Linked DNA regions of Homo sapiens: region 2 is linked to region 1. Evidence: read pairs that join two places in POLR2A ChIA-PET (ENCODE). Cell type or tissue: Caco-2. All regions are shown on one strand. Each heading gives the region's core, and the rest is flanking DNA. Links, peaks and the distances in the headings are about the cores only.

Region 1 (5,380 bases), core at 52-5,051:
GTGGAGAAATGGGAGTCCTTATAGGATCTAAAATGGTGCAGCCACTTTGGAAAACAGTCTGGCAGCTCTGAAAAGTTTAAATGTAGAGTTACCATATGACCTAGCAATGCTACTCTTAGGTATCCACCCAAGAGATATGAAAGCATATGTCCACACAAAAACTTGTAGAGGAATGTTCATAACAGCATTATTCATAATAGTCAAAAAAGTAGAAAGGGCCAGGTGCAGTGGCTCATGCCTGTAATCCCAGCACTTTGCGAGGCCAAGGTGGGCAGATCACTAGGTCAGGAGTTCGGGAGCAGCTTGACCAACATGGTGAAATCCCGTCTCTACTAAAAGTACATAAATTAGCCAGGTGTGGTGGTGCACATCTGTAATTCCAGCTACTTGGGAGGCTGAGGCAGGAGAATTGCTTGAACCCGGGAGGTAGAGGTTGCAGCAAGCCAAGGTCATGCCACTGTACTCCATCCTGGCCAACAGAGTGAGACTCTGACTCAAAAAAAAAAAAAAAAAAAAGTAGAAAGAACCCAAATACTAATCAAATGATGAGTGGATAAACTAAATGCTTTATATTCCTACAATGGAATACTATTCAGCCATAAAATAGGAATGAGGAATGACTGATAATGGGCATGGAGTTTCTTTTTATTTATTTATTTATTTTTTTTGAGATGGGGTCTCGCTCTGTCACCCAGGCTGGAGTGCAGTAGTGAGATCATGGCTCACTGCAGCTTCAACCTCCTTGACTCAAGTGATCTCTCGTCCCTTCCTCCTTAGTAGCTAGGATTACAGGTATACACAACCATGCCCGGCTAATTTTTTTTTTTAAAGACATGGTCTTGCCATGTTGCCCAGGCTGGCATCCAACTCCTGGCTTCAAGCAATCCTCCTGCCTTGGCCTCCCAAAGTGTTGGGATTATAGGCATGGGCCACTGCACCTGGCCTGAATTGTATGCTTTAAAAGGGTAAAAACCTATTTTGTAGTATATGAATTATATCTCAACAAAGCTGTTATAAAATAAACCTTGCTGAAGGAAAAACAATAGTGCTAATGGAAGATTTGTACAGAGTAATGTATATCATGTAGTCCTATTCATTAGCTGAGGATGGGCCACAAATTTGGCTTTCTAGCAACTCAGGAAAAGTCGGTGATATCAGGCTGGGTATGGTGGCTCATGCCTATAATCCTAGCACTTTGGGAGGCCAAGGAAGGAGGATAGCTTGAGACCAGGCTGGGCAACATAGTGAGACCTTGTCTCTACAAAAAATAAACAAGATTAGCCAGGTGTGGTGGGGCAAGCCCCTGGGAAGTTGAAGCTACAGTGAGCTATATTCAGGCCACTGCACTCCAGTCTGCACTCCAGCCTGAGCAACAGAGCAAGACCCTATTGAAAAAAAAAAAAAAAACAGAAAAAGAAAAAACAAGCCAGGCATGGTGGCTCACACCTGTAATCTCAGGACTTTGGGAGGCTGAGGTGGACAGATCTCTTGAGCCCAGGAGTTCGAGACCAATCTGGACAACATGGCAAAACCCCATGCCTACAAAAAAAAAACAGACACAAAAAATTAGCCAGGTATGGTGGTTCATGCCTGTAGTCCCAGCTACTCAGGAGGCTAAAGTGGAAGGATCACTTGAACCTAGGAAATGGAGGTTGCAGTGAGTGGAGGTCATGCCACAGCATTCCAGCCTGGGCAACAGGGAGGCCTCATCTCACTTAGGAAAAAACAAAATTGGCCGGGCGCGGTGGCTCATGCCTGTAATCTTAGCACTTTGGGAGGCTGAGGCTGGCGGATCACCTGAGGTCGGGAGTTCGAGACCAGCCTGACCACCATGGAGAAACCAACCTGTCTCTACTAAAAATAAAAAAAATTAGCCAGGCGTGGTGGTGCATGCCTGTAATCCCAGCTACTCAGGAGGCTGAGGTAGTAGAATCCCTTGAACCCAGGAGGCGGAGGTTGCAGTGAGCCGAGATCGCACCATTGCTCTCCAGCCTGGGCTACAAGAGTGAAACACTGTCTCAAAAAAAAAAAAAAGAAAAAAAGAAAATTGATACACATCTGACATAGGTACTGTTTTTCTTCATGTTGCATGAAGAAAAGGAGTCTTATACAAGTTAAGTAACTTGCCTTGGAACCCCAAGTTGGGGTTTTTAACCCAATCTGTCTCTACTAACAACTTGGTACAGCCATGGAAGCTGAATGATGTCAATGAAACATGTTGAGGTGAAATACCTAGCCATGCTGATCTGTCCTGTTCCCTTTTCTAAATTTTTATTTTTATAGTTTTTGGTCTTTCCTTTCAGGGCTTAAATGCTTGTTTAAAAAGTAAGATGTATTTATTCTACTTGTTTGTGGTTAGAATATTCATCGTCTTCATCTTTCTTATATATTGATTTCCTTGTTTTTTTAAAAAATCTTTGTAAAGTAGCTCATATGATACATACTTTCATAAAGAAAGGGCGAAAACCTAAGAGAGCATTGTTTAGAGATTAATCATGATGTCACCTCATTTTTGAAATAACTTAATGATAAAGAGATGTTTCTCAGGCAGTCTGGATGTTAACATTTTTTGTTTTTTATTAGAACTCTAGAGTAGGATAGAAGAGGCCTTTTAATAATTCTATTAAAAAGTAATGGATAGGCTGGGCATGGTGCCTCCTGCCTGTAATCCCAGCACTATGGGAGGTCCAGGTGGGTGGATCACTTGAGGTCAGAAGTTCGAGACCAGCCTGGCCAACATGGTGAAACTCCATCTCTACTAAAAATACAAAAATTAGCTAGGCACAGCAGTGTGTACCTGTAGTCCCAGCTGCTCGGGAGACTGAAGCAGGAGAATTGCTTGAACCCGGGAGGTGGAGGTTGCAGTGAGCTGAGATTCCCGCCACTGCAGTCCAGCCTGGGTGATAGAGCAAGACTCTGTCTCAAAAAAAAAAGGAATGGATAAATTTCACTGAATGTCACTTGTAGTGAACACATATGATAAGAACACAATTAAGAATTTACAAAGCTGCTGAGGCAGGAGAATGGCGTGAACCAGGGAGGCGGAGCTTGCCGTGAGCCGAGATCGTGCCACTGCACTCCAGCCTGGGTGACAGAGCGAGACTCCGTCTCAAAAAAAAAAAAAGGAAGGAAAAAAAAAAAAAGAATTTACAAAGCTGGGCTAGCGTCAAGAGATTGGAACATAAAACTAGATTTCAGATCAAAGGTTCTGTTTTGGAATTTGTTTGACTTATTTTATGACCTTGACAAAGTTATTTCATTTGTGGCTCATGTTTCAACTTCCACAACAGTGTACTTTTGGGAGACGCTGTTATTTAACAGGGAACTGCTTTGAAATGCAATGTAATTTAAGTGAGGATTTTCATTAGCTGAAAAGTTGAGATGCCATGGGGTGTGTGTTTTTCCATCGCTGTTTGACTTGGGTCACAATCAGTCATTGTTCTTACAAGTTGGAGATAATATAGAGCTTTTAATTTTTTTTTAATTTATATTTGACTTTCTGTCCACTTTGAAGATGATTATAATCCATTGACTTATTTCTAATAATTTTTATACCTCTTTATTTAGCTCTGTAGCTTTCCTGGTTTAGAAGGTAAAATGGACAATGGAATATATAGACTCCTAGAACCTTAGAATTGGAAAAGACCTTAATCATTTAGTCCAACCTCCTACTCTTTTATGTGATTAAAGCTTTTAGTTCATTCGAGTTTGCATTTTTGTGTTATGCAACACATCTTCAAAAGCAATATGCTCTGTCTCAGATTCTGAGAAGGTGGCAGCCATCCTTATACACATTTGCTTATTCGTAAATATTAATTGCACAGTGGACCAAGCAGCGTGCTATGTGCAGAAGGATACAGGGTGAATTAGATCGGAGACTAGAGGGAATTCAGACATTTCAGCAAGTAAACACAGTCTACTGGGTTAAGTCCTATAAATATTACATGAATAAGAAAATTATCTTGTCCTTTGATAGTAGGAGGGAAAGAATGTCAAGGGAGCCATCATAAAAAAAAAGTTGGAGTGTTGTCTTAAAGGACGTTTGGAATATGAAAGGCAGAAATCTTCAGGGAGAAGGAGAAGTGCTGGGGAAGCAAGTCAAGGCAAAAGGAAAGGTATATGCGCAAAGGGACAGACACAGAAGGGGAGAGCATGGCTGGAGTTGCAGCGTGGTGGGTTAGAGAGTACACAGTGTGGAGGAGGAGGGAGAAGCCTGGTGAAGGTGAGTGGACATGTTGAGAAATGCCTAATACCCTTGGCGAAAGAAACTTGAATCTTTGTTATCCATCTGTGATAGGGAGCTGCTAACATTTAGCCTGAGAACTAACCTGGTTATATTTGCATTTTAGAAATATTCTAGTGGCAGTGTACAGAAGGGGTTGCAGTGGGGTAAACACAGAGCCAAGGAAACCTTTTAGGTTGCTGTAATAGTGAGGGCAAGAGGTAAGGAGGCAACATCAAAGGAGAGGAAAGGATCATTTAAGCTTTAAATCTTCGGGACACATTGATAGGACTTGACTCAGTTGTAATAATAAAAGGTGACTATGGGGACAAAAAAGAAGAGTCCAGGTTTCTGGCATTAATGAGTTGGTATCTACAGTAGCTAGTATAGGAGTAGCTGATGGATTGTGTTTAAACGGTGATTTGGAGTCATCAAATGCTTTATTCTTTGTGAAGCCTTTCCTGATTGACACACCTCTGCCTGATTATGGTCTTTCTCTTCTTCAAGGTGGCAGCACTTTTCATAGTTGTGCTTATATGTAGTTATTTGTATGTTCAGTTCGTTTCCATTGTTCACTTCTTGAAGGCTGGGGCTATTTATTTATTTATTCATTCAATTTTTAGACAGAATCTCACTCTGTCACCCAGGCTGGAGAGTACAGTGGCGCAATCTTGACTTACTGCAGCCTCCGCCTCTCAGGTTTAAGTGACTCTCATGCTTCAGCCTCCCAAGTAGCTGGGACTACAGGTATGCACCACTGTCGGCGCCCAGCTAGTTTTTGTATTTTCAGTAGAGACAGGGTTACACCATGTTGGCCAGGTTGGTCTTGAACTCCTGGCCTCAAGTGATCCACCTGTCTCAGCCTCCCAAAGTGCTGGGATTACAGGTGTGAGCCACCGCACCTGGCCAACTGGGGCTATTCTTATTTATCATAGTCCCCTGCAGCCTTGAACTCCTGGGCTCATGTGATCCTCCTACCTCAGTCTCTCAAGTGATTAGGAACTACAGGCACATGCCACCATGCCTGGCTTTTTTTTTTTTTTTTTTTGTATTTTTCAGGTGTCACTATGTTGTCCTTGCTGGCCTTGAATTCCTGGCCTCAAGTGATCCTCCTGCCTCCCAAAATGTTGAGATTACAAATGTGAACCATGGTGCCCT
Region 2 (5,380 bases), core at 299-5,298, 950 kb before region 1:
TAGCTGTCACTGAAAACCAAATAAAATATATTAAATTTATAAACACAGTTAAAAACCCTTGAAGTTGTTTAATTAACTAAGTCTGAGTGGAACCAACCCTTAAGCAAATCCTCCAATAAAACAGACTGTGCCCCAGATTCCAGGTTTGCGTGCTTACCTTTTACATTAAGAAGCTGACTACAAATTAACTAAAAAGAAAAAACCCTGACTCCTTAGTCATTTTCGTAAAACTAATATTATACTTATAAATATAGCATAAAAGGTTCAAATTATTTTATATATTCCAAAACTTACTTTTTATTTTTATTTTTGTGTGTGTATTTCTGCTGTTTAATATTTTTTATAGAGACAGGGTCTTGCTATGTTGCTCAGGCTGGTCTCCAACTCCTGGCCTCAGGCAATCCTCCCAGCTTGGCCTCCCAAAGTGTTGGGTTTATAGGCATGAGCCACCCCACTTGGCCTACAGATTCTTTTGTAATTCTCTTACAAAAATTTCTTGACCGGGCACAGTGGCTCATGCCTGTAATCCCAGCACTTTGGGAGGCCGAGGCGGGTGGATCACAAGGTCAGGAGATCGAGACCATCCTGGCTAACACAGTGAAACCCCGTCTCTACTAAAAACACACACACAAAAAATTAGCCAGGCATGGTGGCAGGCGCCTGTAGTCCCAGCTACTTGGGAGGCTGAGGCGGGAGAATGGCATGAACCCAGGAGGTGGAGCTTGCAGTGAGCCAAGATCATGCCACTGCATTCCAGCCTGGGTGACAGAGTGAGACTCCGTCTCAAAAAACAAAAAAACAAAAAAAGAACCCTCAGTATATCAAGTTGTTCAATATGCCAAATTCATTTAAACATTTAAGTGCTTAAAATATCAAACATATGGATTATTTTCAAAATTTATGTATATTTTTAAAAGACTTAACCCTACAGATTTGACATACTCCATCACCTTTATATTTAATTCTAAATCTTCCCTGGGTTGAAGACATTTAGCTATTACGGAAATTCCCTGTCCTCCCTGGGAAGGAGTGTTGAGGGGAGTGAGCAATGGAGTTGGTGCTGCTGAATGTCTGATAAGAGCTGAAAATTAACCACTGCATTTGGCCAAGTGAAGGTCATAGTGACCTTGACAAGAGCTGGTGTTGATGGTTTGATGAAATGAAGGTGTAAATAAAAAGGATACATGAGAGAAGAACAGGAGAGGATAAGGAGGCAAGTCTTTTTGCCATTAGAGGAGCAGGAAAGTGGGACAATAGCTGAAGGGAGATGTGGGGTCAAGTAAGTTTTTTGTTTGTTTGTTTTGAGACAGAGTCTTGCTCTGTCACCCAGACTGGAGTGCAGTGGTGCGAACTCAGCTCACTACAACCTCCACCTTCCAGGTTCCAGCAATTCTCCTGCCTCAGCCTCCCAAGTAGCTGGGATTACAGGCACCTGCCACCACACCAGGCTAATTTTTTGTATTTCTAGTAGAGATGGGGTTTCACTATGTTAGCCAGGCTGGTTTCGAACTCCTGATCTTGAGTGATCCACCAGCCTTCCTCCCAAAGTGCTGGGATTACAGGCGTGAGCCACTGCGCCTGGCCCCAAGGAAGACTTTTTTTAACGGAATTTATTGTAAATAAGTTGATAGGGTGGGAAAGGATGAATTCAGGAGAAAAGAGGCAAGTGACATTCCTGGGTAGGTAGAAGAGTTGGAATCTACTCTCCAAGTGAAGGAACTGACCTTGGAAAGGCACAGGAACCGCTGGACCATGGTCACTGGAGGGAAAGTAGCATAGAAGGACACAGGAACTGCTAGATGTGCTGGAAGCAGGTGCAAGTTTTTTCTGATTGCTCCTGTTTTCTCCAGAAAATAGGAAGTGAGGTTCTTAGTGCAGCACATTGGGGAAGGATGTATTGATGGTTTGAGGAAAGGGAAAGCATGAGATCGTCCTTTGGGAAAGTGGGAGAGTAATAGGATCACGGAAATGTAATGGGATTATCCATTAGCCTGAAGGGCCGTTGGTATATGAAGACTATCTGAAGCCTTAGGACTGGATGAGAACAGTACGGAGTGAGTTTGGACAGAGGAGAGGACAGGGTTGAGGATGGAGCCTGGCTGGCAGAGCTCACTGTAGAGCCAAAACGATTAGATCTGTGTGCAACATTATTTAATCCAGCAAACCACAGGGATTAGAGGGAATTCCCACTTCTCCAAACTTAGTTAATAATTGATCACTCACTTACCAGTCGGATCAAGTTCAATGGTTTACTTTCTGGACCAGGAAACGCTTTTGTGATACATTTTCCCCCACACAAATGGATGTCTGGTGCCTGCTGCCTTCCAACAATATTACTTGTATTTCCTGAAAGTCAGAACGACAAGGGACTTCAAACGCTATTATCAGTTAGGGCTGCAAAGCCAAACACAGCTGTAGGCTTTCAGAACCAATGAACACATCAGGTTTCATTAGAAACTGGAGAAGCCATGACTTCTGGTGATAAGTATCACTGGGGCAATATACTGAAATATCAATATCTGCACAAGGGAGCTAATTAAAAATTGGCAAATCATTTGCTCATAAAGGTTCTGGTTTTTCCTTCTGATACCAAATGCTTTCCAGTTGCTTCCAGCAGACCTCTTCCTCAGGTCCATCATCCCACCCCATTCCAATCCTATCTGTGCAGATACTCAGTTCACTTCACCATCTTTTCTTGGTCAGAGGTCTCAGTCTAGACCAAGGTTTCTCAGTGTCAGCACTACTGACATTTTCGGCTGGATAATTCTTAGTTGGGGGGCTGTCCTGTGCATTGTATTGTAAGATATTTAGCAGCATCTCTGGCCTCTACCCACTGGATACCAGTAGCACTTCTCCCTCCTCAGGTTTGACAATCAGAAATGTTTCCTGACATTGCCAAATGTCCCGAGGGGCAAATTTGACTCTGATGGAGGACCATTGGTCTGACTATTAGACTTAGAAACACTGGGACCCACAGGTACCCAAGTTAGAGCTTCATATGGAATCTCCCATGGTAACCCTTACAGTATAAATTAAGTCTGGTAGACCAGGGCAGGAGATGACAACTTCAGAAGTGAGAAATTAGACACTTTGCTTCTGCATAGAATGTGCAGTTAGCTGGCTAATCCCATTTAAACAAAAAAAGGAGAAGAACTTGTCACATTTTCAACCTTCTCACGAATTGCTGTGAAGATTCTCAGGAAATGATAATTAGTTGCCAACAGCATGAAAGATAAAATGCACAGAATGTTAGAATTGGGAAAATGCACAGGGAAATATAAAGAGGGAAAGAAGGAAGGAAGGGAGGAAGGGAGAGAGGGAAGAAAAAAGGAAAGGAGGGAGGGAGGTATAGAACGAGGGAGGAAAGGAAGGAAGGAAGGAAGAAGGAAGGAAGGAAGGGAGGGAGGGATATCGAGGGAAGGAGAGAAAGAAATGGCACAGAACCCAAATGCAAAGTCAGAGTTCAACTATACCAAGTCTTAATCTATGATAGCAAAATGATGTCTGCATTCAAATCCAAGTTGTCGGGGCCAGGTGTGGTAAGCTCATGCCTGTAACCCCAGCACTTTGGTAGGCCAAGGCAGGCGGCTCACTTGAAGTCAGGAGTTTGAGACCAGCCTGGTCAACATGGTGAAACCCGTCTCTATTAAAGATACAAAAATTAGCTGGGCAAGGTGGTACACGCCTGTAATCCCAGCTACTGGGGAGGCTGAGGCACGGGAATTGTTTGAACCCGAGAGGAGGAGGTTGCAGTGAGCTGAGATCACGCCACTGCAATTAAAAAAAAAACAAAAAAAAAACCTTAGCCTAGCATCCCAGGCTCTAAACAATCTAACTCCCACAGACCTGCTCCCACTACTTACTTTAATCTTCACCCTATTCCATCTGCTCCACTTACATCTCTGCAAGACACCTCGATCATCACTATTCCTAAATCTTTACAGACACGTGCTCCATCCAGCCTTGCTTGAAGGTTAAGAATTCGTTCAAATGCTTAACCTTCAAAAGACTGTCATCAATTCCCACCTCCTTCATTCACTCACCCACTTTAGCATAACTAGGGGCTGAAGCCAGGGTAGATGATAACAGCTAACAGCTCTACAGAACTTACCATGGACCGGACACTGCTCTAGGCAAGCTTCATTTTGGATGTCAAAGGGGATTTTGTTTCCAGGGCTGCCCACTGTGCTATCCACGGCTACCCCCATGAAGCAGAAGCAGACCTACTGGGACCCGCCAGTGTCTGCCATTGTGACATTGGCAACCCTTAGTCTTCATGAGCAGAAGTGCAAGGCTAGAGAGCCCAGCCTGGGAGAGGTGGGCAGAAAGTAGCCTCTGTGGCTGGGTGTGGTGGCCCACGCCTGTAATCCCAGCACTTTGGGAGGCTGAGATGGGCAGATCACCTGAGGTCAGGAGTTCGAGACCAGCCTGGCCAAAATGGTAAAACCCTGTCTCTACTAAAAATACAAAAATTAGCCAGGCATGATGGCGGGCACCTGCATTCCCAGCTACTCGGGAGGCTGAGGCAAGAGAATCACTGGAACCCAGGAGGCAGAGGTTGCAGGGAGCCGAGATCGCGCCATCACGCTGCCAGCCTGGGCGACAGAGTGAGACTCCATCTCGAAGAAAAAAAAAAAAGAGGCCAGGCGCAGTGGCTCACGCCTGTAATCCGGGCACTTTGGGAGACCGAGGCGGGCGGATCACAAGGTCAGGAGGTCAGACCATCCTGACAAACATGGTGAAACCCCATCTCTACTAAAAACAAAAAAAAATTTAGCCGGGCGTGGCAGCATGCGCCTGTAGTCCCATCTGCTGGGGAGGCTGAGGCAGGAGAATGACGTGAACCTGGGAGGCGGAGCTTGCAATGAGCCGAGATCACGCTGTGTCCGGAATTGGTGGATTCTTGGTCTCACTGACTTCAAGGATGAAGCCGCGGACCCTCGCGGTGAGTGTTACAGTTCTTAAAGGTGGCGTGTCCGGAGTTTGTTCCTTCTGATATTCGGAAGTGTTTAAAGTTTTTTCCTTCTGGTGGGTTCGTGGTCTCGCTGGCTTAAGAGTGAAGCTACAGACCTTCACAGTGAGTGTTACAGCTCTTAAGGCGGCTGGTCTGGAGTTGTTTGTTCCTCCTGGTGGGTTCGTGGTCTCGCTGGCTTCAGGAGTGAACCTGCAGACCTTCGCAATGAGTGTTACAGCTCATAAAGACAGTGTGGACCCAAACAGTGAGCAGCAACAAAATTTATTGCAAAGAGAAAAAGAACGAAGCTTCCACAGCGTGGAAGGGGACCCTACCGAGTTGCCACTGCTGGCTCCGGCAGCCTGCTTTTATTCTCTTATCTGGCCCCACCCACATCCTGCTGATTGGTCCATTTTACAGAGAGCC

Evidence for each region. ChIA-PET counts read pairs that join two places held together with the same protein. Peaks named below come from ENCODE experiments on the same cell type or tissue, not always from the same donor. Only the 100,000 strongest peaks of a DNase experiment are listed, where the experiment ranks them.
Region 2: POLR2A ChIA-PET joins it to region 1 with 5 read pairs; 1 of 35 experiments calls an interaction of 5 or more read pairs at or near these places.

The regions. Positions count from the first base shown.
Region 1 is chr12:95,161,991-95,167,370 of GRCh38, reverse strand. The region is part of intron 3 of FGD6 (FYVE, RhoGEF and PH domain containing 6); the gene reads left to right. Among named protein-coding and RNA genes, the nearest start is that of FGD6, 53 kb to the left of the region's middle. In Caco-2, for the core only: no CTCF peak of the experiment used is centred there; a DNase peak (open chromatin) is centred at 3,020; H3K4me3 peaks cover 414 bases.
Region 2 is chr12:96,109,830-96,115,209 of GRCh38, reverse strand. No RefSeq gene overlaps it. Among named protein-coding and RNA genes, the nearest start is that of LINC02452, 60 kb to the left of the region's middle. In Caco-2, for the core only: no CTCF peak of the experiment used is centred there; a DNase peak (open chromatin) is centred at 2,349.